2 separate regions of the Mus musculus genome follow, and region 2 is linked to region 1. Evidence: chromatin loops called from intact Hi-C (ENCODE). Cell type or tissue: heart. All regions are shown on one strand. Each heading gives the region's core, and the rest is flanking DNA. Links, peaks and the distances in the headings are about the cores only.

Region 1 (16,044 bases), core at 4,496-12,495:
TGCCTGGAGCCCCTCAATAACTATGGAAGCAGCTCCAGCACAGCCAGCATCTGCTGTAAACGCCTGGCAACACAACTTCCGTAAACAGATACTTACTGTTACACAAACATGACCTAAGCTTGACACCTGAACATACAGGACCTTGGGCAAGGCCTCACTCCCTAGACAGAGCCAGAGACTCTCAAAGAGAACAGTTTACAATAGGGGCTGGAGAGATAGATTAGTAGTTAAGGTTAAGGGTACTGACTGCTCTTCCAGAGGACCTGGGTTCAATTCCCAGCACCCACATTGGTATCTGATACCCTCTTTGGCTTCCAGGACCAGGTATTCATACACATAAAATAAAACTAAGAAAAAAAAACTATTAACAGTAAAGATAACCTATTTTCCCATTACCTGTGGGACTAGACTTCTAGTTTAACAATTATAATCCTATTAGGTGCCTTCAAGGGCAAACCAGTGATAAGAGTAACTTTCAATTAAACCAAAATCCTACGAAAGCCAGGGCCTCATCTAGGAGAAGCCCACACCCATGTACCTTGCTTTGCTTTCTTCTGGGTATCTCTTTTTGGCCTCTCTCTCACACTGAAGCCTCTATTGAAATAAAATATCTTTAATCAAATTTACAACTGTTTCATTAGCTAGTCCTGAAATTCCTGAATTGAGTGTCGTGTCATGAACAAACCATGGTTCAGTGGGGAGCTCCTCAGGTGGCTGTGCCTGTCTCTGCCCCTAAACACTGACCATGGCACAGTTCTGTCACCTCAGCACGGTATATGGATGGCTGACAAAGAACACCCTGACCTTGAGGTTAGTCTGGGTGCCTAGAGATACCTTGTCTTAAAAATCAACAAAACTCAAACCAAGCATGATGCAGTGGTACACACCATGATCCAGCATTTGGTCGTTTGGGACAAAGATTTTCTGTTCAGAATCATCTGGGATTATCTAATGAAATCCTGCCTCAAAACCAAAGTAAAACAAAACAACCTTTGAAGTGGTTTATGAAGCATAGCAAACCATGAGAGCCTGTGCCTTATAGTTACAAATTAATCAAAGGCAGCTAAACAGAAAAGTATGCAAGTAGCTAAGGTCAAAGTGGAAAATGCTCTGACTAGTTCAACAACACCAGCATTTGTGGGCCAAGCAACATTGGAATCTCAGCATTTGGGAGGTGGAGGCAGAAGGATAGGGAGTTCAAAGTTATCCTCTGCTACACAATGAGCTTGAGACCGTCCTGGGCAAATGAGGTATATGCAAGACAGACAAGACAGACGGACAGATGGATGGGGACACACACAGGCCCCTGCAAAAGGCATTTATTGATCCACTATAGATGAATAGAAGACTATTTGCTCAAGGCCCAGGGCTTCATCACTAGCAACACACAAACACATACATTTATCAAGAATAATAAATAACTAACAATCACAATTCACTCTGTCTTCCATTATCCATAACATAATGTTCTCCTAAATGTTCCATCAAAAACAGAGCTCAGCAATTAAGAATGCTTGAAATAAGTGTAAAACCACAGTAACAAATCTTTCTCAATAATTTTAAAAATTAAAAAGCAGCCGGGCGACGGTGACGCACACTTTTAATCCCAGCACTGGGGAGGCAGAGGCAGGTGGACTCCAGCCAGCCTGGTCTACAGAGTGAGTTCCAGGACAGCCAGGGCTACACAGAGAAACCCTGTCTCGAAAAACAAACAAACAAACAAAGCAAAGTGGTAGAATATATAGAATTTTTGCTAAGAAAGTTTCATTTATGTCATGCAGTCAGAAAGAGATACCAACTGGGTAAGGGTCTCAGGTAATTCACATTTGTATAGCAGTTTACAATGTGACTTTATAATCTGCACACTACTAGGTACCTAAACATTTTGAATGAGAACAGCTTTAATTTAAATTAGGACTTTTCGACGGCACGCCTTTAATCCCAGCCCTCCGGAGGCAGAGGCAGGCGGATTTCTGAGTTCAAGGCTAGGCTGGTCTACAGAATGAGTTCCAGGACAGCCAGGGCTATAGAGAAACCCTGTCTCAAAAACCAAAAATAAATAAATAAATTAGGACTTTTCTTAGTGGACTCTTCCAACAGATTTTATAATAACTGAAGATTCTACAAACATCCCCCAAACTGGGAATCACTAGTAGCTTCGGAATTCCAAGAATGTAAAGCAAGCTATCCAATGAAGAGGCACTAACTAGTCTGTCAGGAATGCACTAACTAGTCAGGAATGCACTAACTAGTCAGGAATGCACTAACTAGTCAGGAATGCTGAACTCAAACCTTCAACACAAAATGAAGTTGGAGTAGCTGAGGTACTGCTGTAAGGTGTTAATGACCAAACTAAAACTGTTCGGCTTACTTAAACGACAATAAAACAAGTATATTCTACCAGTGCAATGCAGCTTTTCTTTGGCTGCTCCCATACTTCTTGACAACTGCAACATTTGTGAGAACTATCTGAGTTAGTGTTGAGATCCCTCTACTTCCTCAGGCCACAAAACGAAGTGGAGAGAAAACAGATGATTCTCACAATGTTGAGTAAAAAAGCTAAACACAACAAAGCCCATGTTGCAAGATCCTATGCTAGAAGCAAACAGGCTATCACATGTCCTGGGTTCCCTGGGGAAGGATGAGTAATAGCTAGGAGGGGGATGGGCTTCTCAGTCTATGCAAAGCCACTCTGCTGTGCGCGTGGGAAACCTCTATGCTTAGGACACTTAACTGTATTTACAAGTTTAAAAAAATCATGGCAAAGACAAAACAAAATTTCTCCCAAAGCAAAGAAACATTACTGTAAAAACAACACAAGTTTATATTTGGTGGGAATAGTTCAAGTGAAGAACTCTAAGTGCATTAAATGCATGGGGGCGGGGCGGGGGCGGGGGGTTGGGAGGAGACTACATGGTAGAGCACTGACCTAGCATGTGGGAGGCCTGGTGGGTGGGAAGATGATAGGTCTGGAGTAAAGCTTAGAGTCAGTACAGGAAAGTATTACAGGTCTAAGTGTGGAAGCACAGGCTCCTAATCCTAGCACTTACGGAGAGGATGAAGGAGGTTCAAGAATTTAAGACCAACCTTATAGGGTTCTGAAGCAAGTTCAAGGCCAGCCTAGAATACAGGAGACACTGTCTGGACAGAGTAAGGGACAGTGTGCATGCATGTGTTGGAGATGGAATGAATATAAAAAGAAATAAAATGACTGTTCCTAGGCATGGTGGAGAAGAAAATTTATATATATATATATATATTCAGGCTGAGACATCTGGGAGCATCCAGACTGAACATAACCCTGAGCTGGGCCAGCGAGGAGTTGGGGGTGGGGGGCAGGAGACAGACGACCAGGAGAACAAGAGGGTAAAGGGTATACAAAAGGATGGGTAACCAAAATGACTAGGTTCATCAGGAAGGGCAGCTGAAGGTGGAAGGGCTGAAGAAGTTTAGGGTATGGGGCAGGGTATGAGGATGGCCACACTCTGTGACCTGTAGGGACAGGAGGCTGATGAAAGAACATGAAGGACAAAGTTGGCTTTAATGTGTTAAATAGGCACCTCAGCTTGCCATTTGTACTGGGTTTCTGAGACCTAACAGGGAGGTAATCACAAAGTTCTTAAAGAATTTAAGAAATAAAATAATTTCACACAACACAGATCTTTTCTAAGAAAATAATCTTGACAATACAGCCATGTAAATGAACCCAAAGAATAATCTCTTCATTTATGAAATTCATAAACTTGATTTCTAACTGCTAAGTTAGAAGAAAATCAAACTTAGGCTAGGGAATTTAGCTGAATGCTAGGTACAGCACTAGGGTGTACAAGGCACAAAGGTTGACCCTAAGCACAAAAAGAAAAGGAAGGGGAGGAGGGAAAAAGAAAGAGTGTAACAGGGTCTATTTATTGAACTTCTAATCAACTAGAAGACAACTAGATGGGCCATCAAGTCTGACAATCTGAATTCAATCTGAAACCCACCTGGTAGAATAGCCAACTGCCCTGAAACCGTCAAGTTAGGGCGATTTCTCCATAACAAGACCTCTCTCTCATGAAGCGCTGCATGGGAGTACTCAGGTTACCAATGACTTTGAAGACAGAAAATCTCTATTATGTTACCAATGACTTGAGTTCACTTTGCTCAATAAATGTTAGATGAGGAAATGTAGTGTTTAAAAACACTAAGCTTAAAAAAGAAAAGACACAAAGAAACCTCATCTGGAAAAGCCAAAATAAAACAAGACATAGTGGGACACACCAATAGACCCATCTCTTGGGTGGTGGAGGAAAAAGAGCTCTAGGCCAGCCTCCTGTGGAAGCTCTGCCTCAAAACACAAGAGGGCAGGAAGAGGTAAAAACTGAATTACAGTGCAGTAGGGTGCTTCCCTAGCCTGCCTGAGGTCCTAGGTCCAATCCCCAGTGTTGCACGAAGCGGGAGGAGCAGGACTAAGTAACCAGCTTGACCTGTCCTGCAACAGTGCGGTCCGCAGGGAAAGGTACAGAACTCACTTATCCGACAGGATAGAAATCATTATACAATACTACAGGAAGGAGGCAGAAAACAACAGAAAGGTAAGAAGTGCAGTGTCAAACAAAAATGTCAAGTCCAGACAGCCAGTTTCAAAACCCAGACACACCTTTGGGACTTTGCAATGCAGACTGATACACATATACTTTTTTCTAGTATGACAGTGGTTACTGAAGTGAGCCAATTCAAGTCAGGTTAGATTCTATTAAAGGCAGGTTTATTGGGAAGCTGCTCTCAGGCAGAGTTCACTGGCCCCAAGGACTGAGGCCAGGGAACTCGCCATAGGGAAAATGGGACAGGAAGAGAGAAAGACAGAAAGGGTGCACCCACAGAGAGAAGAGGAATACCACAAAGTCTAGATGATATAGAGGAGAGCCTGGGGGAAGGCAGGTAGGGGCTGAGGGACACTGGGAGGATTTGGAGGCCAAGTCAGCTTTGCTATGTAAAATATGCACCTCAGTCCCCTGTCTAGGGGTCTGGAACCAAACAGTTACCAGAGTTTTAATTACAGAAAATTATATAAAAATGTATCACAATTATACTAAATGCTGCCCAAAACATCCTAACACTCAACTGTTACTTATAGTTTAACCCCAAACGGAACTTTTACTTGAAATCAGTTTTCTTCTTAAAGCCCCTGCAACAGCTTTTCATCATGTACTTTACTATAAAATGTACGAACAATTCAATGCAAGACACTTTTTTCCTCTTCCTTGATTCTTTTCTCAACCTCAAAGTAAATTACTTGTAAAAGACTGGTAATCTACAAAACTCACCACCAAAAACAGTTTGTAGAACAAAGTTCTTTTGTTTTTGAGGACTGGTTTCTCTGCGTAGCTGCCCTTGAACTCTATCAGTAGACTAGGTTGGCCTCATATGCAGACTCACCGGACTCCCAAGTGCTGGGTTTAAAGTCCTGCACCACCACGTCCACAGGAGATTCTCTAACCCATACAACAAACCAATCATTATTATGCAAAATTTAGGTGGATAGCTTTGCAGAAACCATTGCAAAAGTGTGACTTCCATTGCTGACTTTTGTTTTTCTCCTCTATGTATGTGACCTTGGGTTTCACTCATCACCCAGGATGGCTTTGAACTCACTATGTAGTCATTAAAGCTGTTTAGTCTAAAACTCAGTAATGCTCCTTCCTCACTCTGCATGCTGGGTGTAAAAGCATAAGCCACCATATCCAGCTCCACAGATTATGAAGGAATCCACAGAATGTCACTCACCTGCTGACCTGCAGTACAAGTGTATCTAGTGTCATCTGAAGGTGACCTATACAGCAGTCTAAGAGACATTTAGGAATTGGGTATCGTACACTCTGTATTCACAACCTTTAAAGTCAGAGGTGGAAATATTGCCAGGAGTTCAAAGCCAGTACAGTCTGCATATAGACAGCAGCCTAGCCAGGGCTATACAGTAAGAGCCTGTCCCAAAACAAATAGCCCCTCTCCCAAAAGAACAACTAACTTGTCTCTCCTACTCTTTCCTAACTGGTCAATTCAAGGTCAATGGACTTGCCTACCCTGGCCTCTCTGCATCCCTAACTTGTATAGCTCCACTGTCAGCCTATTTTCCTTTCATCTTCTCCACATTATAACTCAACATGTCTGTCCTCAATCTTCCTACCTGCACAGACTAATTTAAAAAACAAACAAGGCCGGGCGGTGGTGGCACACGCCTTTAATCCCAGCACTCGGGAGGCAGAGGCAGGCAGATTTCTGAGTTCGAGGCCAGCCTGGTCTACAGAGTGAGTTCCAGGACAGCCAGGGCTGCTAAGAGAAAAGACCACTGGAGTCATGTACAATTACTTTTTACTGCACCCTGTCTAGTAAAGAGAGAAATGGTGACTGCCGGCTGCCTCTCAAGTCTAGAGGACTAGAGGAACTAAGTTCCAGCGCAGCATGAGCTACATTGCCTGGCTTTTTGAATTTTTAAATAGAATTCTACCACTGCTATGTTTTTTCAGAGGAGTAATGACAAAAATGACACTTAGTGCTCCTAATGTAAGCAGATGTTTGTATTAACTACTGGTGTCTATCGTTCTAGTGATTGGATTAAACTACTACTCTGAGGGGCTAGAAGAGACACCTCAGCAGCTAAGAGCACTTGCTGCTGATCCTCTGGTTCCAAGCACCCACATAGCAGCGCACAACCACCGCCTGTAACTCCAGGGACTGTTGACAATCCTTTTCTGACCCTCAAGGCCTCCTTGACCACAACACTAGGGCACATACACATAAAATAAGCATCTTTTTAAAACTCAGGGTCAAAATTTTAAAAGAACTAACATCCATAGGCATGTTTTTGGTTTAGAATGCATAATTGGTACTTACATAAGCATTAAAAATTATAAAGCTGATGTTTCCTTAAATCTTTGTTTTAAAAGAACTTTCTGTGTGCAAAGCTACCAGCACCCTAGAACATTTCCACTGCAAAAACAAACAAAAGCTCTATTATTGGAGCTATTAGATACTTTCACCAAGTTATCTACACTTGAGTCCTGACAACAGATCTAACACTATATAATTTTATCTAGTGGATAATTTGCTGCTTGTAAATGCTATGAAAGTTTATTACCAAATCAGCCCTCCAACTTAGCCCTGACAACTTAGGACAAAGCACGGACCACAAAATGATCAGGTTCAGGGTAGAAAACTGAGAAGTTTGTAAAACAGAATAAAGAGCATTTTACTCTCCCTTTCTGTAGGTAGTAAGTACACTTTTGTAGTTTCAAAGAGACAGACAGTGGTTAAGAGTGCTTGCTGCTCTGTCTTGCGGTCCAAAGTTCAGACCCCTTACTCTGAACAGTTTAGAAAGTCCTGTAATACTGATCCTGGGGATCAGACACCCTCTTCTGGCTTCCAGAGAGCTGAGCACATACAATATCCAAGATACACAGGCACATAATAAGTAAATGATAAAAAATTTAAAATGGTATGTGCTGGCTGTGATAACAAATGCCATGAATCCGGGCCCACCTAGTCAGTTTTAGAGTATCCGGGGATACAGATAGTATGCCTGTCTCAGAGCGAGGGGTGGGGCGGACAGGATAACTATGAATGAATTATCTATCTAGTTTCCCGATTGTGTAGCTTCCATACTTTTGAATACAAAGAAATGAAAACAAATATGGTAAACTGACTTGTGAGTGGCTGTTCTAAGTAGAAAAAAGTGATTGACTCATGAAGACACTTATGACCGACCTCAAATTTAAGAAGTAGCGGGATTTTTCGTTAAAACAAACCCACTACTATTTTCTGCAAAACAAAACCGGCACCCCAGAATACCAAAAATGGTAGCCCCAATCCCTACCGACGTGAGTTTATCAGCATGTACAGAACAAGGATTGTATTCTGACCTCGGGTACTGTCAGGGGTGAGGGGGCCTCCCAAACACTGCCAAAAGTTACTGTCAGCAGCCAGGGTGACGAGGAGAACTTCCCAATAGACAAGTGGGTGGCTAAATGACGCCCGGACACGAGAGATGCTATGCGTTCTGTTGGGAGACTGGGGGAAGATTCTGCAGCCACAGGCGACAGGAAAGTGGAGCTGTCTGCAGAGAGGGTAACTGGGCAGAGGGGGCGGCGGCGGGCGGGGCGGGCTGGCAGCGGCCTCCGGGCCGGCGAGCGAGCGCCGGGCAGCGGCCGGCGGGGAGGTCTCCGCAGGTGGCGGGCGCCCGGGGGCGGGAGGAGCGCGGCGCGCGACAGCCGCTCTGCACCGCCGCAGGCGACGGCGAGGCGCGCGCACGAAGGCTCCCGGCGCCCGGGCGCGCGCCCCGGCCCCTCCCCGACAACTTGCCTGCAGGAAAAGAGTTACTGGTCCCAGGGCCCCGAGAACCCGGGGCTCCGCCATCCAGCGCAACCGCTCTGCCAACCAGGTCCCGCGAGAGTCCGGAGATCTCGCGATACCGACCCGCTGGCATCTCGCGGGCGGGCGTGCGCTGGAGCCAACATGGCGGCGTGGGGGAAGCTAATCACTACTTCGGGACTTTGAACGTGTGGTTCGTCCTCGCACTGGGAGGCCGCGGGCAAACGGGAGGAGAGGCAAGCCTTCCCCGCCCTGGATTCCTCCTCTGAGTCGTCTGAGGGGAGAAGGAAAGGCGGGACGCCAAACTCAGCCCTCTGCCGCCCTCCGGACGCCACGGAGGACCGCGCTAGCCCTCAGCCGGCCTGGCCTCCGGTCACGTGGCCGTCACGTGAGCCCCGCGCGCGCGCCCGGCGCCTCCGCAGGCCTCCCCGCCCCCTCAGCCGCGAACGCGCGCGCCCGGCCCACGTGGGGGCGCCGCCGCCGCCGCCGCCTCGGCCACCCCCTCCCGGCGCTCGCTCGCTCTGAAGGGCTCCGGCCCCGCGCGCGCCTTTCCCTCCGCGCTCCGCTCCCGCCCCTGCGCCGGCCCCGCCACGCGCCCCGGGGATCCCGCTTACCTCTCGCGTGGGGCGGGCCGCTCCGGGAGGCGCCGCCCGCGTGGCCGCCGTCGGCCGCCGCACTGGCTCCAGCGCCCTCCGCCGCAGGAAGCGCCACAGCGGCGCCGCGGCGCTTCCAGGTGGGTCCCCGCCTCCCGCTCCTCCACTTCCCGCAGCAGCGGCGGCTCCTTCCGGTCCCCTCCTTCCTCGGCTCTGAGACGCTGGGAGCCGGGCGCTCGGCGCGCCACCTACTGGTGGCCGCGGCCGCTGCAGCGATCCCGACCCGGCCGGCCGGCGGGCGGGAGGATTCACCGGCCCAGCCCGCTGCGTGCTGTGATCCGCTCTACCTTCCCGGAGAGGCTCCCCGCCCGCGTCCCGACCTTGCCTGGCCCCGCGGCGCTTTCCGCACGACGCCCCGGACTGCCGCGCCAGCCGCCGCCCGCTCAGTACGCAGGCGCCCACCTCTCCAGCCTTTGCTCACCTCCCTCCCTAGGGCAGGACTCTTCCCCAGCTCCACCGCGACTCGTCGGCAGTCCCACCAGAGTACACCTTCTCCACCGCTTTTATTTTCCGTACCTTTAAACAGCACTACCCGCCAAGAATGAAGTCTCTTTAAAGGCAGGGCGTCTTTTCTCTTAGCTTTTGCCCACAGTTGTGTCCAGCACCAAGTATGGCTCAACCCATAGTGAAAACTGGTTATTTATGTAGCTCAGCGTGTGCTTACCGGAACTACGTGAAGCTCTGAGTTCAATCCATAACACCGCCCTTTCAAATATACAGTATTAGCAGTGCAGCAAAGTAATGCCCGCCTTCAGTTACAGGGATAAGTATTTCCTCTGGGTTGATAGCACCATAGGCCACCACTTCTGAGCTGTGGGGACGCTCATGCAACCCTTTGGCTATTAGATTGTGTTCCAAAAAATACCAAGTCCACTGGTAGAATCCATTAACTGGGGCTCTTCGCAACTGTGCAGTATGGCTTCAGTGCCTTTCTTTGTTTTCCTTAGCTGGAGCAGTTTTGTTTTTCCAAGGAAGTGGGTAAGTGTGGTTTCTTTTCAATTGCTCGTAAGTTATTAGATCATAGAAGTGGACTTGTATTTGGTTGTCTCCAATTCAACTCAGAGTAATATCTGCTCCAAAATAAAGAATACCAATTATAGTTATACTGACTATCACACCTGCCATCTTGTGTCTTAGAGACACTGCTCTCCATTGCCTTAATTTTCCTAGTAGTGGGGTCTATAAGGCCTCACCACAGCACACCCTCCCATGGTTTTTATTGAACTGTGTTGGACTTGCAATAGGCAGAGATATAAAAATAACACGATTTCCCAGCCAGGCAATATGCTACCTGCATAGGCTAGCTACTATTGGGATGGTCAGAATTTATCTGCTGCTGGGAGCATTGTCTAGCCACACACACACACACACACACACACACACACGCACGCACGCACGCACGCACGCACGCACGCGCGCGCCATTATTGGACTGTCATCCGTTTCCAAGAGAACGATGGTTGTAACGATAAAGGTCCCCACAGGTTTACTTTCCCTTTCTCTTCCGTGGGAATGGTACCACCGCACTAATACGCAAACGTTTTGTTTTGTTGGTTTTTCGAGAGAGGGTTTCTCTGTGTAGCCCATGCTGGCCTGGAACTCACTTTGTAGACCAGGCTGGCCTCAAAATCAAAAATCTGCCTGCCTCTGCCTCCCGAGTGCTGGGAGTAAAGGCGTGCACCACCACCACCCGGCACTAATATGTAAACATAAGAGAGAAACCCAACCCATGGCCTTGCTAACATTTGTTGGCAAAACAGGCATTGCGATTTGAAGCTTGTTTTCGCTGAGGCAAGCTTCTATAGTCAAGGCTGATCTACAATACTCTCCCTGCCCTTCCCTCCATCCGTGTGTGTGTGTGTGTGTGTGTGTGTGTGTGTGTATACATCCTAGAACTCTTCATTTCCTGCCTCTGCCTCACAGTACTGGAATTATAGGCTACGAAGCAAGTTTGAGGCCAGCCTGAGTCACATGAAGTTTTGAAGAGAAAGAGTTAAGAGAGAACACTCCACTGAGCTATAAGCACTCCTACTCACAGGTTGAAAAACACTTGAATAAGTCTCTTAGAAGGAATGTTAGCGTTGAAGTATATATATCTCAGTGATAAAAAGCATTGTGGTTGTTAGCTTTGATCCTTATAACAAAATAAGAAAAGCAAGGGACAGATTTATTTTGCTCAAGTTTTAGCCCATGGTCAACTGACTCCATTGCTTTTAGACCTGTAACAAGGCAGAACATGATGGCAGAAAAAAGCTGTTCAGCCTCAGGGAGCAACTAGGAGGCACAAAGATACGCAGGTCAGGGACAAGATGCAGCCTGTGGATGAGGCTGACATCCTCAGGTGCAGCCACCTCACAACACCCCCAGGTGGTGGTGTTTCGACACAGGATATATTTCATATCCAAACTAAAGTAAGATAGTGTTCAGCATGTGTAACATCCGACATCAGGATGAGTGAGGGTGCTAGAGTTAGAAAATCACCATTTTTAAATGCACAGTTGATAAGTTTTATTTATAGTTAGCTGTTGTTTTGGGACGGTCTTGTTCTACAGCCCACAAACTTAGGTTCCTCCAGCCAAGCCTACCAGGTACTGGGAGACAGATGCCAACCACCATGCTGCCATTCTGAAACAGTTTAATAAACGTTATTATAGCAAATAACTTCCTAGCTTATGCTTTCAAATAAGATATAATGAAAGGCATTAATACTAACAGACTTTACACCTTTTTTAAAAAGTCTATCAAATAAATTCAACATTCAGTTTATACATTTTAGAATTATTTTTATTGAATGAGTTTTAACAACATTGCAAAGTCACCATGAATGCTGTCCCTCAGTCACCTGCATGTTTGTAGTTGCATATAGTTGAGCTTTTGACATCACATGATCAAGCAAACAGCAGTGAATACTCTATTATTCAAAAAGACTTTATGCATTTCATTAAAAAATCATTTTGCAAGTGGTTTCAGCTTTATCAACAATCTCATTTGACACATTCCATACTTCATGCTCTCAAAATAGAAGTGGCCTAAAACTAAGGGGTATTTTCTTGTTACTAACATTAATGAATACCATTCAGGTCTACAGAACTAAAGTTTAACATTTTACATTATAAGCAGCAATAATTTACTGATATCTGGTAACAAATTCCACTAAAAATGAATACATCCCGTTACATTCAAAAAAGACATTTTGTAAATTGTAATATGCAGTTTTATATGCTGCAGTGCAAAAGCAGTAACACCCACCCACCTGATGTTTCCTGAGCGTTAGGAAATTAACAATGTGCTGACCACCACTCTCGGATTTAACATAGGTTCATTACTATGCAAATTCATGTCAAAATATACAATTAAATTAGCTTTTTGGAGAAATGAAAAAGCTTAGCCAGTTATGATTGGTTAGAGTAATAAGAACATTATCGAAGCCAAAGTATTTACAGTGCTACAAAGGGTTTGCTGGATCTGCCTGTAGAACAAAGGTCAGAGAACCTAGTTACCAACTGTCCCTTTTCTTTCAAAACAGTACACTGAAAGATATTCTGGTAAGCTACTTAGCATTAAATATACCAACTTATATAACATTTTAATATACCCTTCCATAATGCCCAGTACAAAGGAATAAATGAGAAAAAAGGATGAAAATCAAGAGAATCAACATGCTTTGCGGAATGTTTTGAATGTGTGTGCATCAAGTGAGAATAACTTCTCATTAGAGCTCTGTGTCCTCAGAACTACAAAGAGCGAGTTTCTACTTCAATCTTTTCCTCTGCTTGGAGTACATCAGGGTCAACATGAACAACTGGAGGTCGGAGGATAACTTCAGGCCCCCCACCATATATAGACTGCAGGAAATTCCATGTTTCTTCTGAAATTTGACCAGAGTCTGCTCCTAAAATTGTATGTATGCAAAAAGAATGATATTTACAAACATGAATCTTAATATAGCTTTTACAGTATATCCAACAGAGAAATCCTCTATGGAGGACTGAGAATTCTGAAACCTTCAGATTATCAGCTTGTATGCTATAAAAAACAATATGGAGACGGTTTCCAAATGTCTAGAGATCCATTTTCCAAGCTCCAACAACCCTAAAACCTTCCTAAAAATAAGAAATTTTTACCCTTTCTGTTACTGTAAGCCTGACCATTTCTGAACTAGGTAAATAAATTACATAATAGCTGGTTATTTTTTTTTTAATCAATAAGAACTCATTAACAAAAGTTTCAATATTAAAGCATGATGGTATACACCAGTAATACCAACAGTTGGGAAGAAAAGACAGAATCACAAGTTAAACCTCTCCGCTGCATTCAAGGACAGCCTAGAGGCCATGCTACCGTGTCTCAGGACAAAGCAATCCTGTGTGTCTTAAACTTACCTTGCTTGAGCATCACACTGCCACATTTAGTAACCGCAATTTTAGTGTTGTCGATTGGACCTGGGGGATCTAAGTCAAAAGGATAAAAAGATTATAACATGTCCACTTCCAAATGCAGCAAAGAACTACATGGCTTTATACCTGAAATTACGGAGAACTAACCAAATGTCATCGATTCTTAGTATCTTTTCAGCTTTGGAGATTTCATTTGACCCCAAACAACCAAGAAAGGTGAGATGTTGCTCAGCACCAAAGTATAATAGAAACAATTTATCTTTAATGATTAATTTTTTTTATTTTATGTACACTGGTGCTATTGTCTGTATATGTGATGGTATCAGATCCTCTGGAACTGGTGTTACAGTTGTGAGCGACCATGTGGGTGCTGGGAATTGAACCCAAGTCCTTTGGAAGAGCAGCCAGTACTCTTAACCAGTGAGCCAACTCTCCAGTCTTCTAGAAAAACCACTTGTTTGGGAATTGTAGATCAAAATATTTTGTTAATGCTACAGCCCTTTAATGAACAACAACTCTTTAATAAGCTTAAAAACAAAAACAAACAAACAAAAAAAAACCCTCTCAAACCATTCCAAATTTCGTTTTTAACCAAAACATTATAGAATGAAATATTAAGATAGACCTTTCTTTTAGGAGAAAAGCCATTTTTCTTTGCACATGAAAGTACAGTACTTAGTCCATTCTCAAAAGCTCCCAACAGGCATGAGGAAGAGAAATGACTAATCTTACAGAAAAATAGGCATATGGTTTTAATATCTGTGATGTTTTGTTCTGCATGATACACTGCTTAAATAACATAGTTGAGGGCAGTGGGGGAAGTAAAACAAAGTATAATACCATCTGCATCTGAAATAAATCCATCACTTTGTATGCGGACTTGAAACAAAACAAACCCACCAAAGGGATTCAAACAATATACTTTTTTTTTTTTGCAAATAACACCATATCAAGAATATATTATTTTTAACCATTATTATTATTAATAGCAATAGTAGTATTAAAGTAGATTCTCACTAACTAGTCCTGGCCGGCCTGAAAATGGCTATGCAGAAGAGGCTGACCTTGAACTCACAGAAATCTGCCTGCCTCTGCCTCCCCAGTACCAGGATTAAAGTCATGTATCATCATGCCTTTCATTCAAGTTATTATCATATATAAATATTTTTTTATTTTTATTTTTTGGTTTTTCGAGACAGGGTTTCTCTGTATAGCCCTGCTGGCTGTCCTGGAACTCACTTTGTAGACCAGGCTGGCCTCGAACTCAGAAATCCGCCTGTCTCTGCCTCCCAAGAGCTGGGATTAAAGGCGTGCACCACCACCGCCCGGCTTAAATATTTTTTTTAAAGTCCACATTGTATTGGATAAAGTGTAATTTTCCATTCCATTCTGGGAGGGGGTGGTGGTGTTGTTTTCTCTTTGTCTTGAGACAGTATCTCTGTTATAGACCAGGCTGGCCTTGGACTCAAAGAGATCCACCTGCCTGTAAAGTTCTTGAACATTAAGACTGTGTGTGGGCAAGTGTGCCAGTCAGTGCCAGTGGAGACTGGAGTGTCTGATCCTCTGGCGCTGGGGTCCCGGGTGGTAATGCTCTTGCCTGCTGTGGGGGCTGAGAACTGGAGTCAGATCCCTAAGAGCACCAAGTGCTTGCAACTGCTAAGCCATCCCATCTCCCAAAAACAAAATCTGTTCAGGTTTTTATTCTTGGCATGATTGATACAGTTTATAGCGATAAGGCCATAAACTAGAATGTGGGTTGCCTGACAGCATGGGTCTTTTATTGTTCACTGGTGTATATCCAATATTCATAAAATTAATAAACAAAAGAACTGGCTAATAAGCTTTCAGTTAGCCACTTACCTCCATCCTTACCCTTTACAAAACTCTCCCATTCTCTAAACCACTGCATGCTGATACAGTAAAAAGTAGCTGGGGAGTCCTCCTCTTGAAATGCTCTGTTGAGCTACAGAGAGGAAAAGTCAGGCACCTAATGTCTGGAACTCACAACCCTCTCCTGCAGTATCCAACAAGAACGTCTCTCATTCATCTGTGAGCTCTGAGGGGTCTGGTTAGCACTAACAGCCACACGAACTTAGCTCAGCTCTGGGATACACAGTGTTGTCTATCAATAAATGACCCTAGATTATGTCTCAAAATATACACATACCGAAGAGGAGCACAGAGGAACAGGTTAAGAGAAGATTTTTAATATACCTATGAAATATGTTTATTAAAAATCTACCACAGCCTACTTTTTAAAAAAAAGTAAAGATCAAAAAAAAAGTTACGCAAAAGAGATTCAACTAGGCCTCAAAAGAATAAAGTGTTTGAAATCTAATTACAGTAGTATTTCCTGTTGGGAAACAATGCTCATATACTAGATAAGGATAGATATACCTAAATTCAGACAGATAGTTCTTTAAAACTTAAAATGTGGGGGTGGGAGGACAAACTGCTGGGATTAAAGTTAGTTCTGTCCTTTCACTATGACATCGGGATTGAACGCAGGTGAGCCTTCTTGGCACTGGATGACACAAAACCATCTAAACAGCCCTATTTGTTTATTTTGTTTTTTTGAGACAGGGTTTCTCTGTGTAGCTCTGGCTGTCCTGGAACTCACTCTGTAGACCAGGCTGGCCTTGAACTCAG
Region 2 (16,044 bases), core at 552-8,551, 310 kb before region 1:
GCGCTGCCGCTGCCGTGCACGGGGGGGTGTGGTTTGGTTTGTTCTTCCCATGGTAGTGGCCTTGAGTTGTTTTAGTTTTTGTTTTGTTTTGTTGCTTCATTTTGTTGTTTTGTTTTGTTTGCCACCGCATACACCTTCCTCCATTCAGGTTCTGGAGTGGCCGGGGCAACCTAATTGGAGAATTACTTACTCAGCTATGTTTCTAGGTTTGTTTTGTAAAATAGACACAATATTTAAGGAGGAAATTTTAAAAAGATAATTTGGGGATCCACAATATTTGATGTTTCCCTTTGGTGTGGTGCTATCAGTTAGTTGGCTATGTGGTCCAAGATTTCTAAATCTTAAAGGACGACAAAATGGAAATATGATCACTGGGGTTTAATGACTGCCAACCTACAGGGGAAAAAAAATGGGTTCAGTGAAGGATGTTGCTTCAAGAGATCAAGTCAGAAAGAGGTGGCACCCAACACCTGCTTCTGGCTTCCATAAGTGGGCCTGTAAACACACACACACACACACACACACACGTACACACACGTACACACACGTACACACAGACACCATACAGAAGGGAAAAAATATACAGTATTTCTGGTCATTCTGTTTTCTAATTTTGAAAAAAATTTTTGTTGTAACACTATTACTCATCCATTTTAATTATTCTTTGAATATTTCTTTTAATTTTTTTTGAGACAAGGTCTCATTATGAAGCCCTGCCTGACCTAAAGCTACCTTGAACTCACAGAGAGACCTGCCTACCACTGTCTCCCACGTGCTGACATTAAAAGCACGTGCTACCATGGCCAGTTTTGCTTGAAAGTGTTTTGTGTCCTTTTTGTTTCACACACACACACACACAAAACAACTTTAGTTTTTGGATTTTATGTAACGTGTATGGATATTTTTCCTACATATATGCCTAAGCACAATGTGTGTGCATTGCCTGCAGAGGTCAGAAGTGGACATCAGATCCTCTGGAACCAGAGATGGTTGTTAAATCACCACGTGGGTTCTGAAAACTAAACCCAGGACCTTTGCAAGAGCAGCCAGTACTCTTAACCACTGAGCTATCTCTTCACTCCCCACAAAAGCCCTTTTTTTTTAATTGGATATTTTATTTACATTTTTAATGTTATCCTCTTTCCATGTTTCCCCTCTGGAAACCCTCTATCCCATCACCCCTCCCACTGCTTCTACTACAACAGACTGACCTACACTGACAGCATTTCCCTACACTGAGTCATCTAGCCTTCACAGGACCAAGGGCCTCGTCTCCCACTGATGCCCAACAAAATTATCCTCTGCTGCATATGCAGCTGGAGCCATGGGTCGCTCCATGTGCACTCTTTGATTGGTGGTTTAGTCCCTGGGAGCTTTGGGGGGTCTGGTTGGTTGATATTGTTGTTCTTCCTACAGGTTGCAAACCCCTTCAGCTCCTTCAGTCCTTTCTCTAACTCCTCCATTGGGGTCCCCATGATGAGTCCAATGGTTGGCTGCAAACACCCACCTCTGTATTTGTCAGGCTCTGGCAGTGCCTCTCAGGAGACAGTTATATCAGGCTCCTGTCAACAAGCACTTCTTGGCATCCACAGTAGTGTCTGGGTTTGGTGACTGTATATGAGATGGATCCACAGTAACCCTCCAAAATCTCTGAGGAGAAACCTGCTCAGCAGGTTCTTCTTGAAATTCATGTAAATGAAGCATTCCCAGGCTTACCCCCCCACCAATAACATTTACCCACCTTGTAAGTCCCCACACACTCCCCAAGATCTATACAGCCCCGTATAAAGTTGAACTGTCTCACTGAAGTTGATCCCAGAAGTCAATGCATTGGTATTCTTAGCTTTCTGAACCCTGGTCCCCCACTTCTGCTCCCTTTTTCCACGAGGGCCAGTGGCGAACAGCCTCCAAGGAGAAGAGAAAGTCACAGTGAAGCTGAGGACAAACAGAAAAGCTGTCAGGACAAACACAGCAACCTGTGTGCACACTCCAGAGCAGAAAGAAGTTTAGATTAACAGAGGAATGGTGAGGGTTACATTGGACTTGCAGTTCAGAGAACACAATACAGGCTGTTATGAAGGAGGCTATCTTGGTAAGTAGATGTCCCCTGTCCTTGGGGCTTTGAGGGTTCAGGGATGAGTTTTGATGTGTATCCTACGGGCCTGAAAAGCTTCAGAGTGGGGTGATCATACCAGTCCCATTCAGGAGAATGTGCTGAATAGAGAGCATTTGGAAAACTGCTACGACAGTCAACCGTGGCTTAGAGCAGTGTTAAGAGTTTAGGAAAAACGTATGGATACTTCATTCCTCCTTAGAACAGGGAACAAAATACCCATGAAGGGAGTTACAGAGACAAAGTTTGGAGCTAAGACAAAAGGATGGACCATCCAGAGACTACCCCACCCGGGGATCCATCCCATAATCAGCCACCAAACCCAGACACTATTGCATATGCCAGAAAGATTTTGCTGAAGGGACCCTGATATAGCTGTCTCATATGAGGCTATGCCAGTGCCTGGCAAATACAGAAGTGGATGCTCACAGTCATCTATAGGATGGAACACAGGTGCCCCAATGGAGAAGCTAGAGAGAGCACCCAAGGAGCTGAAGGGGTCTGCAACCCTATAGGTGAAACAACAATATGAACTAACCAGTACCCCCCGCCCCCAGCTCTGTCTCTAGCTGCATATGTAACAGAAGATGGACTAGTCAGCCATCATTGGGAAGAGAGGCCCCTTGGTATTACAAACTTTATATGCCCCAGTACAGGGGAATGCCAGGGCCAAGAAGTGGGAGTAGGTGGGTAGGGGAGCAGGGCAGGGGAGGGTATAGGGAACTTTCGGGATAACATTTGAAATGTAAATAAAGAAAATATCTGATAAAAAAAAAAAAAAGAAAAAAAAAGAGTTTAGGAAAAATGACAAAAAGCAAGAGGGGCTTTGAAGTAAGTAGCAACCAAAAGAACATAGTGATGACTTATATCTTGGAAGAAGAGACAGATCACTTCTAGAAAAGCACACCTGAGTACATTCATTTGTATGTATGCAATTGTATGTGTGTGTGTGCAAGAAGTACATGTGCACATGTATGCATTTGTGTATGGAGACCAGAGGACAACCTCGGTGTCATTCCTCAGGAGCCTCCTTGTTTTGTGAGACAGGGTCTCTCATTGGCTTGAAGCTCAATGATTTAGGGAGGCTGACTGGTGAGCCCCAGCAGCCTGTAACCCACACATTGAGACTGCAAGCATGCCACCACACTTGGCTTTTTTATGTAGGTTCCGGGGACTAAGCTTGGATCAAGAGAAGACCAGCTATTCAAAAGACCTTTTGGATATCTACTCTATCCCAATGAATACATCATACTACCATTCTTTCAAGCACAGAGACCACATGAAGTAGAGTGGGTAAAGTCTGGGGTAAATGTTTACCTGAAGCAACTTGGAAGACAAATGCACATACATCTATTAAAAATACTTTTGTGACTACCACATAAATGTTAGAAAATAATGTGTGTGGAAAAGATGAGTTTAATCTGGGCCAATCACAATCTCTGAGATTCCTCCAATGTGCTTTGCACCCTATAGTTTAATTGCCACAGGAAAATTTATTTGCTATGACAACCAAAGTCCAAAGTATTTGGCTAAATCATGTCATATCTAACAGCTAACATATTTCTTTGAGCAGGGTTAAATTTACTAAAGGGAAATTGTATGAATAGAATAAGATGCGAACAGAAAAGGATAATTAAAGCAGACCTGGGTTCCAGTGCATCTGCACCAGTTTCAGTCTAATTTTGATACTGTGTCACCTTCAGCTCCATTTGGCTTGACTTGAAATGCCTTTCTTCCATCTGTTCAGTGAACTGATAACAACAATGTTTTGTTGTTCTGCCACAGTCCACTTCCACCTATGACCTGCTAATTAGCTGCAGACTGGCCTCTAGTGCCAAAGGAGAGCAACTGCCCTTCAGTGTCTCCTGTTTGAAAACCTTGTGCTGCTATTAAAATGCCATCATGACCTGGACATAAAGTCATGTCAAACTCTTTAGCAATCGGAAGGTTGTTAAAATCCTCTCATGTCAACCCAGAAGCCTCTAGTTATCTTCACACGAAGCTGACTGACGGGAGATTCAGTTCTTCTTGAACTGAGAGATCCCTACAAATGCAATGTGTTTTTCTTAATTGTTTTTTTATTTCACTGTACATTTTTTTATTTATTAAATGTCCTTTGCAAGTCTCAGAAATCTTGGGAACATTTAATAGTTACTTTGATTACAGCATGTCCTGTAAACTGTAAGGCATCCTGAATGACTCTTCTGGGGAGGGGGTTTCAAATGAGAAATGTCCCCGCAAAGCTCAGATATTTGAACACTTGATCTCCAGTTGGTGGTGGTGTCTGGGGAGGTTCAGCATTGCTGGAGGAAGCACGTCCCTTGGTGGGGAGAGCTTTGACAGCTTATGACCTTGCCCGACATGTAGTTTCTCTCTGAGTTTGTGTGTGGTTCTAGATGACTACAGCCATGCCTTTCTGATGTTACAGACTTTCCCCGGGAAACTTAAGCCATCTTCTTTCTATAAGTCGCCTTGGTAATAGTGTTTTTATAACAGCAGTGCAAAGTGACTATCCAGCCATAGGAGGATCCTGGGGAGAAGAGACAGAGGAATGAGTATTCTTTGTAGAAATTTACCGTAAGGACGTCATAGCAAGCAGGACAATGGCTCCATGCAGATATGGACGGATCCTGTAAACCCGAGAACATGTTGCTTCACATGAAAGATTTTAAGATGTGATTAAACTTAGCATTTTGAGAAAGGGGAATTCTACTGAATTATTGAGAGAATTCAGATCATAGGGCATCCTTAAAGATGAGGCAATGGGCTACGGAAGAGATGCAAAGACAGAAGCAGTGGCCAGAGTGAAGGCCAAGAGCCAAGGGTTGGGAGAGAGTCCTGGAAGAAGGACGTGGATTCTCCCAAAGCCTCCAGAAGTAGGGCAGCCACCCTATCGAATTCAGACTTTTAACCGCAGAGCTATAAGCCAGGACATTTGCTTCAGACCACCGGGCCATCGCACCCTGGCTACTTGGTGATTTTTTTTTCATGGCATGGTTAATGGGTGTTAATAGGCCTAGCTATCTTCTGTTTTTGTTTTGTTTTTGTTTTCCTAGAGATGATAGCCAGTAACTGTAAGAATCATAAATGTGACTAAAGAGGTGACTTGGTGGGTAAAAGTGTTTGTCAAGCAAACCTGATGATGCCACTCCATAGAACTCACAGTGAAAGGAGAGAACTGAGTCATGAAAGCTGTCATCAAACTTGCGCGTGCACATCATGTCAGGTGTGCACCAGAACACACATACACACACACACACACACACACACACTCATGCCAGTTCTATCACCACCACCACCATCATCGTCAACAATAATAATATTAACAAATGTAAATTTAAAAAAACAAACCATTGCTGCACATTTAATATGGAGGTGGTTTCTCTTCTATCCTCACCGAAGGTGCAGTCCCAGTGAGGTTGCACACTCTCACACCTGTCACATCCTACAGGTATTTCTGTTATAATGCCTATGATAGTAAGACTGAAGGCCTCGACGCCAAGGGCATCAAACATCTTCTTCACCTTGAATTCTCAATGCCCACAAAAATGCCGCATGCAAGCATGTGTTGGATAACTCAGTGATGAATGTGTTTCAAAGAGATCAAAGACTGATCTCCTGAGAATGATACCAGGGGAGTGCAAGGGAAGGCACTTAGAGCCCTTACTCTGTAGCATCCTTCCGGCAACAGCTGCTTTGTACATGAAATTTGAGGAAAATTCCATTACTGATCCATTTGTGCAGATTTCAAAACAGTTCTCGTCCTTTGTTCTTCTTGTGGTCCTTAATTTTGAACCTATAAAAACAGAACCTCGGCCTGTGTAGATGCTCTTATTCTCCTGAAGGTCACTCTCCTGAAGGTCACTGGCAAGACTATTTCATAAGCTTTTTGGTGGATGGATTATCAAAGGTCACAAATTTGTTCCCTAATGTACGCCCCAGGCAAGGAGGCTATTTAACCATCATTTTACTTTACAGCTTTTCTGTCTGAATTTATTATCTTAACTCTCTCCATCTCCTTCAGTTGCTGTACTACAATTCAAGAGAAAATGTCTCATCATCAAACTGGATCTTCCCGAATCAAGAGGCGAGTAGAAACGTCTGGCGTTGTGCAGCTGTGGGTTTCAGGAACAAAGGGAGAGAGCGAGATGTCAGCTATTTCTCTTTTAAAAGTTCAAAATGCCATTTTCTGATGAAAATGACATATTCGCTCTGTAGAGGTTCTACTTCCTGCCCTTGCCCTGCAGTTGTGTCCGTCCTCCAGCTCTGAGCTGGGTTAGCCTGCCCTAGCTCGTGGTCATGTCACCTCATTGCATCCTTTACTCATTCTGCCATTGCATAATTAATTAATAACTTGTGCAATTGTCTGAGTAACAGCTGCCTTCTCTGCTAAACACAGAAGTTCCATGAGGGCAGCGAGTCTATCTATCTCTCCCTGTGTTCCTGGTTCTCAAACATTCTTTGCCCAGAAGGGATGACTAATGAATAGCCTGGGTGAATGAGAATAGAAGGCCTACATTCCCTGTGTGCAAACAGAAAAGAACACACTAACAAAGTTCATTTCTAATGTTAGAGACATTACTCTATGCACAATTTTCTGGTTTTCTCTCTTAATAGTGTCTACAGTGTTTCAATGATTTTATTTTTAAATGTCTTTTATTATTTATTGCATTTATTTATGTGGATGGGTGCCATGGCCTACAAGTGGAGGTCAGAGGACAACTCTCGGGAGTTGGCTCTCAATTCCCACCGTGTACACAGAACTGAACACAGAACCTGAACACAGGCTGCCAAGCAATTCAACCACAGAAACAGCTCACCAGTCCTTCCTTTTAGTTAAGGTCACTGGTTGTCTCAGTCATTGTTCTATTTCTATGAAAAGACATCATGATCAATGTAACTCTTGGGAAAGAAAGCACCTAATTGGGGCTGGCTTATGCTTTCAGAGGTTTAGTTCATTATCATAATGACAGGGAGCATGGCAGCACATGGTGCTGGAGCAGTAGCTGAGAGCTACATCCTGATCTTCAGAGAGAGAGAGAGAGAGAGAGAGAGAGAGAGAGAGAGAGAGAGAGGTAGAGTGGCCATGGACTTTTGAAGCCTCAAAGCCCACCGCAGTGACATACTTTCTCCAACAAAGTATTTCCTAATCCATATAATCCTTTCAAGTTTTTAAATAATGCCACGTCCTGGTAACTAAGCATTCCAATACTATGAGCCTATGGGGCTCATGTGTAATCAAACTACCACACTATTTGGACACAATACTAGCAGGCACAAAAATGGGTTTAAACCCCAACACTGACAAAACTAACTAAATAAATAATCATTACTGGAGAGCTGACTTGGTTATCAAGAGCACTGTCTGGTCTTTTAGAGAACCCAGGTTCGATTCCCAGCACCCACAAGGTGGCTCAAAACCATCTGTAATTTCTGTCCCGGGGGATTAATCCACTTCCCTCTTCTGGTCCTTATATCCATTGCATGCATGCGGTACACAGAAATTCATGCAAACAAAACACTCATTAATGTAAACTAAAATACATTTTAATAAACAAATAAGCCAAGAGAGTTAAGCAGGAAAGTCCACTAATGGAGATATAAGCACAGTGTATTCGTCATCTTTGCATCTTTGTGACTAAAATACCGGACAGAAACAGCTAAAGGCAGGAAGGGTTGGTTGGTTGGTCAGTCGGCCGGCCGGTTTGTTTGTTTGTTTGTTTGTTTGTTTGAGCGCATCTTTTCAGAGGGTCCCTATTCATCTTAAAGGGACAAACATGGCAGAGCAACTCACTCTTGCTGAGGCCTGAAGCCTCAACTCCTGCACAGCAGAGATAGGAGACAGAAACAACAGTGGGGACAGCCTTCTAAGACCTGCCCCTTACTGACCTACACCAGTTGGGCTCCACCTCCTGTGGGTTCCACAGGCTCCCCAGCTGTGGCCACCTGCCAGGAAAACAGCTTCAGGATGCTGGCCTACCTACAGGGGCGCTGAGAAGCCAGCGATGACTGACAGCAAGCGGGCATATAGAAAGATGGTCTGTGGTTCCTTGTCATCACCTGTCGTTGCAGAAACTGAGAAAATCCTTTTCATGCCTATTAGAACGTCCTTAGTCTTAATACATATTGCTACCTGAAGGGAGTCAAACCAAAAGGCTACATACTGTGTGACTCCAACTGTGTGAAATTCTGGAAAAAGCAAAACTCTATCGACATTTGACAAGTGAGTAGGGAGAATGACGGGGTGAAGAGGGAAAACTTGGACAGGGAGGACTTAGGTAGCAAGACGATTTGGGATTAGACTACAGTGCTGATGATGGTTCGGAACACACTTGTCAAAGCCCACACAATGCAAACAACCCCAAGGACAGCCCTCTTGCAGGTAGCTAAGCTGGAGGGGCAAAGCCATCCAGGCCTTCGAGACTGAAACACCAGGGAGGCTGCACAGGGCTCCACGAGTCCTGACGATTGGTCTTGCTTTGGTCCTGGGTTTTATCACTACACCTGCGTTGCTCCTTTTTGGAATGGTAATGTATATTTGCACGTTGAAAATACATAATTTGTTTTTTTGTTTTGTTTTGTTTTAATTTCACAGGGAGTCACAGTTAAGAGGTTGCCAAAGAGACTTTGGATTTAGAAACAGTGTCGGGTTATTAAAGACTGTGGGGACTTTTGAGGTTGAACTAAATGCATTTTGCATCAGGATGTGGCCAAGAGATTATTATTTAGAGCAAAGGGAAGAACTTGGTGGTTTAAATGACTGTAGCCCTCTAGAACTGTAAGCCAGAATAGACTCTCTTCCCTTAAATTGATTTTGCCCGGGGTATTTTATTTTCGTCACAGGAACAGGAAATGAATACAGAACCCTGACACGAAGGATGGGGTCATGATTTGGTTTTGTACGTTTGTCAATCAGAACAAATATAGCACTATGTTGGAGCATGGTTGACGCAACCAAAATTTCTGCTTTAATGCCTAACTAATATTTGTGATCTCATTTACTAACACACAGTTGCAAAGAAGCAAAACAGTTGCATGGAGGAGAGAGTTAAACGGCATAGAAAATCCCAAATGCAAAATCCAGGCCATGCCTTTGGGGTTGGCTTTTTCCTTAACACTTGGAAGGTTCAGGAAGTACGATAGCCTATAGAATTAGACACTAATTACTCTAATTAATCAATTACCCAAATGTCACCATTTCCCTGCAGTGTCGCACTGGACATCGCCTTGAACCCATGCAAATCATTTATAATTAGGGAGATTGGATAGGTTTAGGTTAAACACTGGAAACTTTCATGACTATGATGTTGTCATGGAAACTGGAAACTACCCTTTCTGAAGATCGTGACACAATTGCAAAGAGTCTACCTTCTCTACAATCTTAGCAGGACAGCTTCCTCCATTGGACCAAATACTTTATGGCTTTTCATTTACATATTGACCTTGGTACGTCTGTGCTCTTACCTTTATTTGTCTAGAAGCATAGCTAAGACGTACAGCCCTTCAAAGTCCAACGGTGATCAACCGTGATGGGAAATGTTTTCCTTGATTTCCACTTTGTTGAATGTGCTAAGTTAAACCTAACAGCTGCATGCTGCTACCATAGTAAGTTTCTATCTGTGGACCACCATAAGTCTCTCATTATTTGTAGTTCATGTTAAATATAGATGTATCAGAGCTTTATGGGTCTTCTGTCGTTTATGGCATGATGCTGAGATCTGCCAGCCTGCGGGCAAGCCAGCATGGGTTTTGCTGTCAGCGTGGGTATTCCTACCTAGAAGCCATGGGCAAATCCTTTCAAGCTCTGGTTTTCTTGACAGGAAATAGAGATAACAGAAGTGCTGACTCCTTGGAGCTGTTGTGGGTTCAAAGGAAATCATGTAAATACGCACACTAATGCAGAGAACCGATACACAAATGCTCAGTTGGTGTTGACTGTAGACAGAGTCTTTGTGTTACTCTCAGTCTTCCTTCCTCTCACCCAGCTTCACTTGGTCACTGCCATGTAGAGACCATGCTGGAAGCCAACAGGCACAAAAATCACCACAGTGATCTAGAAATAACTACCGTACCATCAAATCCACTTTCCCTGCTCTTCTGGGTTTTAGTTAACTCACAAAGAATCTATTTTCATTGTTCTTATTTCCCCAATAACTTCAAGAAAATCTAAAATTCAAATTAATGTTGTAATATTTCTATCCATGGAAATAGTAAAATAGAGTTGTTATAATTTCCACTGCCTGACATCTTTCTCTTTAGAGGCATATTCTGGCAAGAAAACAAACTAAAATTTTTCACAGCGTTACATTTTTTAATAGAATTTCTAAATTTATCTGTCAGTGTTGATAATTTTTTTAAAAGGGCTATTTTTTTCATGTGTTTTAGCCAATGGGGGTGGGGGCAGGCTGCTTTGAATAAAGAAGGGTCTATCCATGGAAGATACGTAGGGTCATTATGTTCTCTTTCTGCTATGTTTGGAAAAAGAACTCTTGGTTCCTCCATCACATGTCTGCCCAGATGCTGCCATGCTTCCCACCATGATGATAATGGACTGAACCTCTGAACCTGTAAGCCAGCCAGGAAAATTAAATGTTTTCCTTTATAAGAGCAGCCTTGGCTGTGGTGTGTCCTCACAGCAATGAAACCCTAACTAAGACACACAGCCTCACTTCTCAGAACAAACCCTGGGGTAATCACTCTACTGCTTGCCACAGGCATTCATGACACAAGCTACTTAAGCAAGCGGGAATTTGTTCTGGCTACAGAGTGTGAGAGAAACTCTCTGCCACAGAGCGTGAGATGGCGTCATGGTACCCTAAGTTAGCAAACACAGAGAGATAGCTAGCTGCTGCTCATTTCATCTTTCCTTTGTTGTAGTGGTAAGATTAGTTGAACTGCTTTTGCTCCCAGTCGATTGCACACCTGCACTCCCTCAGGAGCTATCCAGATTCTCGAATGAAAGACAGACAGTGAGACAGACAGACAGACAGACAGACAGACAGACACACACACACACACACACACACACACACACACACACACACACAGAGTTAATTTTTGACATGCCATGACTAGCTCAAAGGTTGGGCACTCCTAAACCTGCCCCGCCCCTGTACTCCCGAGACTCCTAAATCTTGCCCAACTACCCCAGGCTCAGTGGGTAAGTGGCCATTGGCTTACCCAAATTCTTACATGGCCGATCAGCTTTCTCTCCTGCAGCTCTTATGTCCCATCCTTCTCCCCTGAGTCACGGTGATTCTCTGTCTTCCTTTCTTTCAATTCCTAACGCAAGCAAATCTAAAGGTCCCGCCTCAGTCTAGCTGCCCAGCCATTGGCTGTTGGCTCTTTATTGATCAATCAACAACCAATTGGAGACAAGGACCTTCAGCGGTTGGACGCGCAGATTCCTGATTTTGGGAGCCAGTTTAATTTAGAGCATTGGAACCAATCCCCAACACTTTCTGTTCTGTCTAGGGATCCAGCCACATTCAGGGTGGGTCTTTCCACTTCAGTAAACTGCTCTGGCAACAGCCACACAGGCCTCATGTCACCTGGGAAATTCTAAACCCCTTCAGCTGAAGGTCAAATTTAACTACCAAACCGCCCATCCTTGATTCCAGAAATGTTATTTTCCAGATTTAGCTCAGCAGGAAGGATGCTTTCTGCAGAGTCTGACCACCTAAGTTTGCTTCCTAGTACCCATGTGTAGAAAGAGAAAACTGACTCCTCCGAGCTGTTCTCTGACCTCCACACATGTGCTGCACAGAACACATGCCCAAACACATACACACCAAACTAATTAGTTAATTTTAAAACGTTAAGATTGTTACTTCCCTTCCGGTATAGGGAATATACTCCACAGGGGAGATTATCGCTGGCCTTCCAGAAGAGATGAGCATGAGTCAGAGAATCCTTGTACATACGACACTTTCCAAGTGCTGTTGGTTCAGAGTCACACTCCTTCCAAAATGGCACATTCTACCACTCTGCAATAGAGCGAAGCAAGAAAGAATGAGTCTGTGGCAAACAATAGAAAATAACCCAGGGCTGGGCGTGGTGGCGCACGCCTTTAATTCCAGCACTCGGGAGGCAGAGGCAGGCGGATGTCTGAGTTCGAGGCCAGCCTGGTCTACAAAGTGAGTTCCAGGACAGCCAGGGCTACAGAGAAACCGTGTCTCAAAAAACCAAAATAAAATAAAATAAAATAAAATAAAATAGAATTAGAAAAAAGATTACAGAAATCAAACATAAGCCCACTAGATGGCAAGTAACCACAATCATAGCAGAAATATTACACACACACACACACAAAGAAAGACAGACAGACAGACAGAAAGACAGACAGACAGACAGACAGAAAGAAAGAAAGAAAGAAAGAAAGAAAAGAACAGAACCGAACCCAAGGGAAGCTAACATAATTAGGTAAATTGTGACTTTGATGGTTCACCTTTAAGCTCATCTGTGAATAATCCCAATAAACCTAACCATTTATGGTCTGAAAGATGAGTTATGAGAGTTGAGAGATGTAGAGGAGATTGGGGGCATTAACAAGGCTGGAGATCAAGTAGAGGTCAGTTCACAGGACTTTCAACAGCATGGGATCATTTTTTGAGATCTCTCTGAGTGTAGTGAGACTTGCAAGTGTACGGGGTCGGGGTGGGGGGAGAGAATGGGTGTTGTGAGGATGGAGGAGCCAATGTGCTGCTGCTGATAATCTCAGATGGATGCCTCCAAAGATGAGGCGCCCGCAGCCAGTGCTGAATACGGGAGGGGAAAAGACTGCTCCAGGAAGATTAATAGTGAATTCACTTTGGGACGTTTGAAGTCTAAATTACCTACAGAGTCTCCAAGCTACAAACGTTTGTTTATCAGGTGTGATCAATCATTGAGCATTACAAAACAGCATCGTCATCTGTAAACGGGGCTAAAGAACTGCAAGATCGAGTTACAATGGTTAAGGCAATCATAATGCTTTAAGTTGCTGCTGAGTTCCATTCATAACTATCCTTGATTGCATGAAGCCCTTAGGCCTTGAGTTGGACATGTTTGAAAAAATGAGTTAGCTAGTGGGGGAATTATAAGTAAGAAGCAATGCTGTGAATCAAAAGCAGATCATTGGACTCACTTAAAATCACTTGGGGAGCCACTGTACTCCAGGTTAGGATGAGAAAACTAGAAAGCCAGGCTTAGGGGAGCATGCAGTGAGGGAAGACCCAAGGAATGGCTGCTGAAGACACTAAGCAAAAAATTACAAGGTTCCTAGGGGGAAATCAGACTAGCAATAGACCTGAGAAAAGGGAAACCTGGGAGAAGAGAACAGACCCAGGGATGCAGAGGTCATTAGCATCTTTGTCATACAATTTTAAAACATCTTTTATTTCTCCATGGGAACCTCTCAGAACCTTGGCAAACTGCTTGCTGTACCATATCATAAAATTACTTATATGCAACCAGGATATATGAATGTCATAATGCTTCACGCTCCTGTTTATACAATTGTAGTAAGACATTACTTTACTTCTGATTATTGCTTTTGGTTTCCAGTGAAAGAGAATTGATCTGCCCAGGAGAAATCTTCAGAAAATAATTTAAGCTCAAATTGGAACAAGGGATGTGCAAGCAGGTGGAAGTTATTTCAGATGTCTCAGCAGATCTATCCAAAAGCGAGAGATGCTGACGAGACAAGAATCAGAATATTTTAGTGGAGTGACTGAGTGTTCCTCAGTGTGTGTGTGTGTGTGTGTGTGTGTGTGTGTATCTTTGTATGTGTATGTGTGTATTGTGTGTTCACATGTGTTCATGGGGCAGACCAGAGGTAGACATCAGATGTCTTCCTCTATCTCTGTCTACCTTCTTTTTGAATACAAGGTCTCTCACTGAATCTGGAGTTCACTGATGTGGCTAGACTAAGTGGACAGGAAGCCCTAGTGCCCCCTCCTCCTGCTTCCCCAGCACTGAGATTACAGATGCATGCTACAACATACAATCCCAGAGCAAGCATGTTCCCAACCGAGCCACTTCCTTACTCCATAATTCTTTTAGGGCTGTCATGAGCCATACAGCCAGACTGCTGGGATCACAGAATGCAGTTAGGCTTAAATAAGACCAATGTATTTAAATCTTCTCTTGTAGATACTGAGAAATCCCTGCAGACCAGAAAGCAAGGAATAAGCAGAATAAAATTATCATTAACATCAAGATAGTGTGCACAAGCTCACAAGAAGCAAAGCAAGTTGGTCGGGGTCCTTCCTCCCCTTCCACAAAGTTAGATAGGAACCTGGGCAAGCAGAATGTTCATCACCAGATCACAGGATGGACAACAGAATTCCAAAGGACGCTCAGAGTCAGAGGGAGACCATAACGGCCAAAATCTATTCACCCAAGAAACAGGATGGAACCTAAGAGCGAGAGCACGAAGCTAAGTCAGGATAAAAGTAGGCTAGAGATCAAAGGAGATGGACAGAGCAGGAGCGGAAGCTAAGGAATTCTCACATCAAAGGGAGCACACTCAGAAAACAGGCTACCGCTGTTCAAGGCAGGCATCTGGCATGGGATTGAACATGAGCTATTTTCAAGGTGATTAAGCTCAGGGCGCAGACAAGAGCAAGAAGTCAAAACAGTGAAGGTCACTGAGCACAGGGACAAGGAAATGGAGGGCTACCTTCCACAGAGAGGAAGAGAAAAGTGGGGCGAGTTTTACAATGTGGATAAAATATGGAGTCTTAGTGGGTGTCTTACACTGAAGCGACACTCAGTCCAAGCAGAAATGTCTCCGGCATTGATGTACGACGGCAAAAGGGAGAATTAGGGCTGTCATAGTCTACAGCTACAGCAGACAAAGGTAGGATGACTTGGAATTTTAGAGGAGCAGAGGCCATCAAGAAAAGTGGTGTGGAAGGAGAGGAAAGAGAAGAGTTGAGCCAGCGGTGGAAGAAGTCAGAAGACAGTCACAACAGGCTTTATCATCTCTTTATTCCCAGAGGAATAAAGAGAGCTCAGAGCGGAGGCTGTGGAGAAAGGCTCAGGGTTCCTTCCATTCCTCTCTTCTGACTCCTCCTTGGCCCATTCCTTCACACTTCCTCTGCTTGGTCAAGGCGTCTCTTGACTCCAGGGGTCGCAGACTATGAAAAGAAATAGTTAAACAGAGCCTGACAGATGGCTCATTGGTTAAGAACACTTGCAGAAGACCCAAGTTCCCAGTACTGAACTGGGAGGGCCACACCTACCTGTAACTCCAACTCCAAGAGACCTGGTGCGTTCTTCTAGTGTCCTTGAGCATCACACCTAAGGCACACATGCAGACAAGGAGGTACACATATGCACACACAAATAAAAATTAAAAAGAGGAGTAGCCAGTGCTCATATCTTAGATTTGCAGTTGACTTTTGAAATCAGTAGGTTTTGGAGTTTTAAAAGTTTAAGCTTTAAATGAGTCAAGACCTGGTTTTCCTTCCAAAAACTACCAGAGTAGCACCCACTTGCGGCCTTCTGAGACTTCTAAGAGCTGGTCTCTCAGCGGAGGGCAGACGACTGTCATGCAAACCTTGGTGGACCCAGTAGAGGAGATTTCTGTTGATTCCACTCTGGAGATCTGAAAATGAAGCATGTGTAGCCTCAAAGAAGTTCCTTGTGCCTCTCTGCCAGGAAGATGAGGCACAGAGTCCTGTAGAAACTTTGAGTTACTTAAAGACAACGAGGATAAGGGACAAAGGCCAGCCCCTCCCCACACTTGCTTTAGTGATTAACTTACACGAAGGAAGCACCTGGAGTCCAAGGTCTTCAGGCTCCTCAGAGACTGTCTGTCTCTGTAGACAACCTCCAAACCAAATGCTAGTGTGGACTTGGTGGGTCTGAGCGTGCGCAGCCATCAGCCACCTCAAGGGATGGCAGCGCCTAGCTCTCTGCCCATCCAATGCCACTGTGCCTTGAGT

The links. A loop is a pair of places that touch in the nucleus more often than their neighbours do. Peaks named below come from ENCODE experiments on the same cell type or tissue, not always from the same donor. Only the 100,000 strongest peaks of a DNase experiment are listed, where the experiment ranks them.
Region 2: a loop joins it to region 1, with 4 times the contacts of the local background. A loop is called at or near these places in 5 of 42 quality-filtered maps.

What each region holds. Positions count from the first base shown.
Region 1 is chr3:152,389,055-152,405,098 of GRCm38, reverse strand. Usp33 (ubiquitin specific peptidase 33) reads right to left here. Exons shown (of 24, transcript NM_133247.3): 22 at 15,256-15,358; 23 at 13,381-13,449; 24 at 11,482-12,890. The coding sequence ends at 12,733. It overlaps Zzz3 (zinc finger, ZZ domain containing 3), which reads right to left and starts at 9,096. Exons shown (of 14, transcript NM_001080755.2): 1 at 8,961-9,096. In heart, for the core only: a CTCF peak has its summit at 9,198 (motif pointing left); DNase peaks (open chromatin) are centred at 8,458, 8,728 and 9,118; H3K4me3 peaks cover 3,355 bases; H3K27ac peaks cover 2,751 bases.
Region 2 is chr3:152,698,034-152,714,077 of GRCm38, reverse strand. Gm32085 (a long non-coding RNA gene) reads right to left here and starts at 16,026. Exons shown (of 6, transcript XR_867773.2): 1 at 15,864-16,026; 2 at 15,592-15,776; 3 at 15,340-15,397; 4 at 11,294-12,099; 5 at 5,781-6,228; 6 at 4,170-4,643. In heart, for the core only: a CTCF peak has its summit at 3,947; no DNase peak of the experiment used is centred there.